Regions from separate parts of the Homo sapiens genome. Here region 1 is linked to region 2. Evidence: read pairs that join two places in POLR2A ChIA-PET (ENCODE). Cell type or tissue: PC-9. All regions are shown on one strand. Links, peaks and the distances in the headings refer to the core of each region. The heading gives the core; the rest is flanking DNA. Region 1 overlaps CEP350 (centrosomal protein 350). Region 2 overlaps FAM20B (FAM20B glycosaminoglycan xylosylkinase).

What was found. ChIA-PET counts read pairs that join two places held together with the same protein. Peaks named below come from ENCODE experiments on the same cell type or tissue, not always from the same donor. Only the 100,000 strongest peaks of a DNase experiment are listed, where the experiment ranks them.
Region 1: POLR2A ChIA-PET joins it to region 2 with 8 read pairs; 1 of 35 experiments calls an interaction of 5 or more read pairs at or near these places.

The regions. Positions count from the first base shown.
Region 1 is chr1:180,098,359-180,102,761 of GRCh38, reverse strand. CEP350 (centrosomal protein 350) reads right to left here. Exons shown (of 38, transcript NM_014810.5): 37 at 3,777-3,899. Among named protein-coding and RNA genes, the nearest start is that of QSOX1, 54 kb to the left of the region's middle. In PC-9, for the core only: no CTCF peak of the experiment used is centred there; a DNase peak (open chromatin) is centred at 4,031; H3K27ac peaks cover 1,002 bases.
Region 2 is chr1:179,058,724-179,063,126 of GRCh38, reverse strand. All of the region lies in intron 4 of FAM20B (FAM20B glycosaminoglycan xylosylkinase), which reads right to left. Among named protein-coding and RNA genes, the nearest start is that of TOR3A, 21 kb to the left of the region's middle. In PC-9, for the core only: no CTCF peak of the experiment used is centred there; DNase peaks (open chromatin) are centred at 1,566, 2,076 and 4,206; H3K27ac peaks cover 4,000 bases.

The sequences.
Region 1 (4,403 bases), core at 112-4,111, 1.0 Mb before region 2:
AATAAAGACATTTTAAAGACTGAGAGTTTACATTAAAGGCCTGAAGTTAATGAAATACTAAGTGTGTACTTTAGGTAGATGCAACCGAGCTCAGAATGAAGGAAAAGGATGCAGAAACAATGCACCTATATTATTTTCTATTCTTTTTTATACTTTAAAAATATTTCATAATTAAACATGTAAAAGACTTAGAAAAATAACCAATAATGGGTGAAAAGTGTAACAAAATCATAGAGCAAAATAAGCTCATTCTTTTAGTAAAAACTTAAAACATGGCTAATAATTCCCATAGCCCTTGTTATAGTCTTGTTAAAATGTGGGGGGTTGGCCAGGTGCGGTGGCTCCCGCCTGTAATCCCAGCACTTTGGGAGGCCGAGACAGGTGGATCACCTGAGGTCAGGAGCTTGAGACCAGCCTGGCCAACATGGTGAAACCCCATCTCTACTAAAAATACAAAAATTAGCCAGGCATGGTGGCATGCGCCTCTAATCCCAGCTACTCCGGAGACTGAGACAGGAGAATTGCTTGAACCCGGGAGGCGGAGGTTGTAGTGAGCCGAGGTGGTGCCACTGCACTCCAGCCTGGGTAACAAAGCGAGACTCTGTCTCAAAAAAAAAAAAAAAAAAATGTCAAGGGTGTTAGGCCTCAGTGGCAGGCCCGCCCTCCTTTCACTCTAATGTTCCCCTACCTTTCTGACTGTGGGTCTTAAGGCCCTCCCATGAGAGGGTCCTACCCAATACCTTGGGGGAAGGAATGCTGATGTCATGAAGCTTTCAGAAAAACCCAAGAGGAAAGAGTTCAGGTAGCTTCTGGATAGCTAAACCTGGAGGTTCCTGGAGGGTGGCAGCCCAGGGAAGGCATGGAAGTTCTGTGCCCCTTTCCCATACTCCACCCTATGCGTCTCTGTATCCTTTGCAATATCCTTCCTAATAAACCAGTAAACCTAAGTAAGTGTTTACTGAGTTCTGTGAGCTACTCCATCAAATTAATTAAACCCAAAGGTGGATCTTGGGAGCCCCAACTTGAAGCTAGTCCATCAGAAGTTCTGGAGGCCTGGACTTGCAACTGGTATGTGTGTGTGGAGGGGGCAGGGGCAGTCTTGGGGACTGAGCACTCACTCTGTGGGATGTGACACTATATCTGGGTAGGGAGTATCAGAACTGATTCAGAGGATACCCAGCTGGTGTCCACTGCTTGGTGTGTGGGGGAAAAGTCCACACACATATGGTCACAGAAGTTTTCTTGTGTGGTGATGATTGTTGTAATGTGAGAGTAGAGGAAGTGGTTTGAGAAAACTTTTACGTGTTATTAAAAAATTGTTTTAAATCTCAATCCCCCTAAAATGTAAAAACATTAGAATCTGCAAATACAAGGTTTACCAAATCTAATTATGGGAGAGGAGACTAGTTCATTTAGCATTTCTTGTTAATAATTAGCTCAAGAAGCTGACAGTATCATTTTGTTAAAAAAAAAAATTAAGAAGAACGAGCTCATGCAAAAAGTTATATAGGTCAGGTCTCTCTGTAGGAAGCTAAAAAATATTTTACAACCAGCAAAGGGGATAGTCACATAATATATACTTTATTATTATTGTTTACCAGTTGCTAAATTGCTTCAATTCTTATGCACAGTACTCCCCTCACCCAAGCTATAATAACCTTACCCCTGCAAAAGAAATATTTTGTTTAGTATTTGAGAATTTCTGATAACTGTTAGAGAGATGTCTGCTTAACTGACCCTGTTTGGCACCTACTGGAAGCCTCTGCTGTCAGGGTACTGATATGGTTTGGCTGTGTCCCCACCTAAATCTCAACTTGAATTGTATCTCCCAGAATTCCCACGTGTGTGGGAGGGACCCAGGGGGAGGTAATTGTATCATGGGAGTCTTTCCCATGCTATTCTCGTGATAGCAATTAAGTCTCACAAGATCTGATGGGTTTATCAGGGGTTTCCACTTTTGCTTCCTCCTCATTTTCTCTTACTGCTGCCATGTATTCATCTTTAAGATCTGAGCTCAAATGTCACTTCCTCAGAGAAGCCTGCCTTGACCATCCTCATTATATCAGCTTCCTGTGGTTTTAACAGCTCCCTATTCTTCCATTTTTATGCATAACTTACACACTTGTGTGTAAACGATATATTAATGGCTGGTTTCTGCCTTCAAACTGGAAATCTATGAAGGTGGGGTCTGTGTCTGTTTTGCTTACTATTGTTAACATCAGTCCTTAATTAGCACAATTTTTGACTCAATGTATATACAGAGGTGATTTATAGGGGATATCATCAATTTAGCTGATAGGTTAGATGAATGCCTCTTAATATGCTTTTTTCTTTAATTCCTAAGAAGTAAAGGAAGTAACAACTTGGAAATTAATAACAATTCAGACTTTAAGACATGATAGAAATAGGAGAACAAATTCACTTTCTTGAGATGTGAAGATCTATGAAGAATTAGTTGATTAAAATCTCGTCTCTTATTTTACTGGGCAAGTCACTTAACATCTTTGAATCTAAATTTCCTCATTTGTAAAACAAAGAATAACATTAGTCCTTCCTACCTCATGTAATTATTGTGAGGATCAAATAAGGCGTAAGACACCTCATTTGTAAAACAAAGGATAACATTAGTTCTTCCTACCTCATGTAATTATCGTGAGGATCAAATAAGGCATAAGACACTGGGCGCGGTGGCTCATGCCTGTAATCCCAGCACTTTGGGAGGCCAAGGCAGGCGGATCACTTGTGGTCAGGAGTTTGAGACCAGCCTGGCCAACATGGCGAAATCCCATCTCTACTAAAAATACAAAAATTAGCTGGACATGGTTGCAGGTGCCTGTAATCCCAGCTACTCGGGAGGTTGAGGCATGAGAATCACTTGAACCTGGGAGGCAGAGGCTGCAGTGAGCAGAGATTGTGCCACCACACTCCAGCCAGGGTGACAGAGCGAGACTGTGTCTCAAAAAAAAAAAAAAAAAAAAAAATCAAATAAGGCATAAGAATGATAAACTATAAAATACTAAGCAAATGTTATCTAGTACAGTTATTACTGAGTAAATGAAACACTAGAGAGGTACATACATGAGAACGGTGATAAATTTAAGTATTACACTTTTTTTCATTATATAAATGTCAATATAGATAAAAGGTCCAGAATTAAAATGTTTAGAGTGAAACCTGAATTTTTCTTTTTTTCTTTTTTGATAAACACTTTCCTAATGTTACAGAAATATATTGCAAAACCAAATAAATCCTATCCAGGGAATGTTCTGGATAATGATAATAGTGATGATGATGAGGTAACAGCTATTATTTACTGAGTTGTATATGAGGAACTATTCTAAGTGCTTTACACATATACTTATTTAATTTTCTTAATAATTTTATCAGGTAAGTACTATTATTGTTACCTTCACTTTGCACAAAAATGTTAGACAAATTTGTCCAAGATTACACATCAAGAGATTTAAACATGGGCAGTCAGGCTCCAGAGTCCACACTGGTCTCTTTTCAATTCACTACCTTAAACTTTGCTTCCATTTGAGTAAATTTCTCAAGTTCTACATAAAATACTATTGATCAAGTTAAATGTTCATCTACTGAGTACAAAAGAAAATAGTTAACAAAACTGAGGGGTAGAAATGCAGCAAGTAAAGGCTTTAAGATTTTAATACCATAGATTTAAGAATAAGTCTATCCCTTTTCCTTTTAGAATCTAACTGCATTCTGAGTTTAAAAGATATGGTCAAAATAAAAACAGTTTGGTTGTATACACTGACCAGGATATGATCCACTCGGTCTCTTTTCTTTCTTCCAAATTTCATCATTTTCTGCCAATCTGTTTTGTGGTTTGGCTCCTTTTTAAGACTGAACAACTTGAGTACTTCACTTGCTATGAAGCTCTGTGGAAACAAGACAAATACACGAAACACAAACAACAGAAATTCCTGAGTTTCATGTGTTTACAATGCAGTAAACAGATTCACGATAAGAATATAATATTTACAATAAAATTATCATACAAATTTCTTCCACTTACAGTTCCACATAGCAATTTGAAGGGAAAAGCATTCCAAATGCTGAGACTTTATTCACTTACGCAACATATAAAAGTAAAACCTAGCTGGGCACGGTGACTCACGTCTGTAATCCCAGCACTCTCTGAAGCCAAGGCAGGAGAATCACTTGAGCCCAGGAGTTTGAGACCAGCCTGAGCAACATAGTGAGAGACCTCATCTCTACAAAAAATATATAAAATTAGCTGGGCATGGTGGTACATGACTGTAGTTCTGGCTACTCAGGAGGGTGAGGTGGGAGAACTGATTGAGCCCAGGAGGTCCAGACTGCAGTGAGCTGAGATTGCACCACTGCACTCCAGCCTAGGTGACAAAGCGAGATCTTATCTA
Region 2 (4,403 bases), core at 304-4,303:
TTTTGTATTTGTAGTAGAGACAGGGTTTCACCATTTGGTCAGGCTGGTCTCAAAACTCCTGACCTCAGGTGATCCGCCCACCTCAGCCTCCCAAAGTGCTGGGATTACAGGTGTGAGCTACCGCGCCCGGCCTGAACTCACTTTAATTAAAGGAAAGTAACATCCTCCTCTTCTTCATTAGGGCTGAGATCTTGGCCAGAGTGCCCAGGGGAGGGCAAAAGAGGTCATGTACTAGGCCAAGTGTGGCCAAGAGTTTGGTTACATAGAGGGGTAGGTATAGAGGAAGGGGGGAAGTTGAGCAAATAAGTAGACAGACTGAGTGTAACAGTAACCAGGCTTCTCACCAGTGGAGAAGAGAGTTAAACATACAGAAAGAGAGAAAGCCAGGATAAATCCTGCAGTGGTGAATTAGAATTGGAAATACTAGTTTGAATTGATGGGTGTTTTTTTTTGTTTGTTTTTTGTTTTTCTTTTTTTGAGATGGAGTCTCGCTCTGTTGCCCAGGCTAGAATGCAGTGGCATGATCTTGGCTCACTGAAACCTCCGCCTCCCGGGTTCAAGCAATTCTCCTGCCTCAGCCTCCCGAGTAGCTGGGACTACAGGCGCCCACCACCATGCCAGCTAGTTTTTGTATTTTTATTAGAGATGGGGTTTCACCATATTGGACAGGCTGGTCTCAGAACTCCTGACCTCATGATCCACCCACCTCAGCCTCCCAGAGTGCTGGGATTACAGGTGTGAGCCACTGCGCCAGGCCTGAATTGATGGTTTTAATACACACAGATTCAGAAAAAGATACAGATGTATCTTGTGTGTATGTATGCACACATATACATATATTTCCCACCTCTGTCCTTCAAGAGAACATGGAAACAATGACACCCAGGAAGTAATGAGCACACCTAGCGCCCACAGGGTAGTTCCTAAATACCATTTTAGTACCACATTAAAAGGAATTAAGGAGTAGTGGTGTGCACCTGTAATTCCAACTACTTGGAAGGCTGAGGCAGGAGGATCGCTGAAACCTGAGAGGCAAAGTTTGCAATAAGCCGAGATTGCGCCACTGCACTCCAGCCTGGGAGACAGAGCAAAACTCCATCTCAAAAAAAAAAGGAACTAGGGTTCCTTTTAATGATCCTGGACCACAGTGTTATGCCAGTTGCAAGAAAGTGCTTGGAGAATGATGGGACCATTCCAAAATGACACAGGAACTAGTTTGTAGAGGTTCCCACCGGCCAAATGTGGAACAGTTTAAGCATCCAAATAATTATAATGGTCATAAATTGTAGCTCATAGTGAGTTCATGGTGATATAAATAAGCACATGAATGTGTGGAGGCAGGGGAGTTCTACCCTTCAACAGAATGACAACTAATAGGTCTAGAAGCAACGATAGAATGAAAAAAATCATCATTTGATGACCAGGAACTGTGGCTCACATCTGTAATCCCAGCACTTTGGGAGGCCAAGGGAGAAGGATCACTTGAGCCCAGGAATTCGAGACCAGCCTGGACAACACAATGAAACCTTGTCTCTATAAAACTAAAAGTAAAAACATTAGCCAGGCATGGTGACTCATGCCTGTAGTCCAAGCTACTCAGGAGGCTGAGGTAGGAGGATTGCTTGAGACCAGGAGATTAGGCTGCTGTGGGCCATCATCGTGCCACTGCACTCCAGCCTGGGTGACAGGGTGAGACTCTGTCTCAAAAAAATAAAAATACAAAAATCATCACTTGGTGATACTGCTGAGAGAGAGCATTTCAAAAAAAAAATCACCATTTGGCAACTATCATACTAAGTGAACTCCTGATCACTTGAGGTCAGGAATTTGAGACCAGCCTGGCCAACATGGCGAAACCCTGTCTCTACTAAAAATACAAAATTAGCTGGGAGCAGTGATGTGCACCTGTAATTCCAAATACTCGGAAGGCTGAGGCGAGAGGATCACTGGAATCTGAGAGGCAAAGGTTGCAGTAAGCCGAGATTGTGCCACTGCACTCCAGCCTGGGTGACACAGCAAAACTCCATCTCAAAAAAAAAAAAAAAAAAAATTCGACAAAGAGTATTTACATCTCATGTCACAAAAGACTATATGCCCTAGGGATGAACTCCTATACGTCAGTAAGACCAATGACACAGCAGAAAATGAGCAAAGGATATGCAAAGACAGTTAACAGAAAATACAAATAGCTCTCAAACAAAAAGATGCTTCATATGAAATACACAAAACCAAAAGTTTAATAACATATTGTTGGTGAAGCTAGCAGAAAGAGTCACTCTTATATATTTCTATGGGAATATAAACTGGTTAAACATCTATATAGGATAATGTGGCCACACCTATCAAAACTTAAAATGCACGTGCCTTTTGACCTAGCACTCCCATTTCTAGAAATACTTGCTCATGTGTGAAATAATATATATGGGTGGTCCCCAACCATTTTGGTACTGGGGACTGGTTTAGTGGAAGACAATTTTCCACAGACAGGGGTTGGGGACTGGGTGGGAATGGTTTCAGGATGAAACTGCTCCATGTCAGATCATCAGGTATTAGATTCTCATAAGGAACGTGCAGCCTAGATCCTTCACATGTGCAGTTCACAATAGGGCTTGTGCTCCTATGAGAATATAATGCTGCCACTGATCTGACAAGGAGCTGGTGCTGAGGCGGTAATGCTCGCTCACCCCTCACCTCATGCTGTGCAACCCAGTTCCTACCACGCCACAGACTGGTACTATTCCGCAGCCCAGGGGTTGGGGACCCCTGACATATATACAAGGTAATTCTGGGCAACACTGGTTGTAAAAACAAAATATTGGAACAACATTTAAGTCCAATAAAATTCTGGTTATATGAATTATGGTAGACCCAAATAATGGAACACTTTGCAGTGTGAAACAACAAAACAATGAAGCTCTTTTGATGTGATACAGATTTCTAGAATCTATTAAGTAAAAAAAGTAAGATGCAGAAGTATGCAAAGTGTGCCATATGTTGTATAAAATGGTAGAGATAAATAAAAAAATATATATATATTTCATACAAAAAGACATAAGGAAATTACTAGTTAAAGGTTGCCACTTGGAGAAAGGGGAAGGAACTAGACAGACGAGAAAATTTTTCATTGAATTTCACAGAATTTTTTTTTTTTTTTTGAGACATAATCTTGCTCTGTCTCCCAGGCTGGAGTGCAGTGGCATGATCTCGGCTCACTGCAACCTCCACTTCCCGGGTTCAAGTGATTTTCCTGCCTCAGCCTCCCAAGTAGTTGGGATTACAGACGTGCACCACCACACCCGGCTAATTTTTATATTTTTAGTAGAGATGAAATTTCATCATGTTGGCCAGGCTGGTCTCAAACTCCTGGCCTCATGTGATCCTCCTGCCTCAGCCTCCCAAAGTACTGGGGTTACAGGCGTCAGCCACCGCACCTGGCCTGAATTTCCCTGAATTTTGAATTGTGTGAATCCATTACTGATTCAAATAAAAATGTAAAGCCCTAAAACAAACAAAATACTGCCTGGTATAGGAAACCTGTTTCCTATAGGATACAATCCAAACTCTTGAGTTTGGTAAGTAAGAATCTTCATAACTAGAAGGGAGAATGTGGGGTCTGAGGTCAGGTTCCTGGGGTTAACATTTAGACTAGTTTAATGATGAGATTGCAAGACTCTGGGCATGTAATTTAGTCTCTCTAAGCAACTTCTGTAAAATGGAGACAACAATAGTACCTCCTCCACCACTGAGTTGTGAAGAGTGAATGAGGCAATCCATGGCAATGCTTAGCACAGTGCCTGACATATTGTCAGACACCAATCGATGCCAGCTACTTATTTTAATAACATGGTTCGATCTACCTTTCCAGAGTTCAATATCCCTGTTTCAGTACCATGAGCTGAGGCTCTGAACCTCTATTTCCTGGATTGCCAAACTTTTAAAAACTGGTTTTCTGATCAACTCAGTCTCCATGCTCTCCTTGGGTGAACTACCAACTGTGACAAGAATGTCTATGGCTTCAGCCAAGCCTTTTCTCCTAAACTGTAGGCTTTAGCTCCTAAATGATTAGTCTACACTTACTCCTGGATGTGCCTGTGAAGGAAACAAAATATCCAAGATTAAATTCATTATCTTTCTCTGCTCCACCTCCCTAAATATGCTCCTCTCCCTACATTCCTAAAATAGTTAACAGCTCCACTAATCATTTGTCATCCAATCCAGAAACCTAGGAGTCATTCTTAATTTTTTCTTCTCTCTCAATTGCTCTCCCAGCCCAAATGTTCACCAAATTCTTTCCATTCCAACTCTTGAATAGCCCTTAAATCTTTCTATTCCCTGTCCCTGCTTTAGTTCTCTTATTACATATGAATTCACAACACTCCCAGAGTGCTCTCAGCTCTTGATTC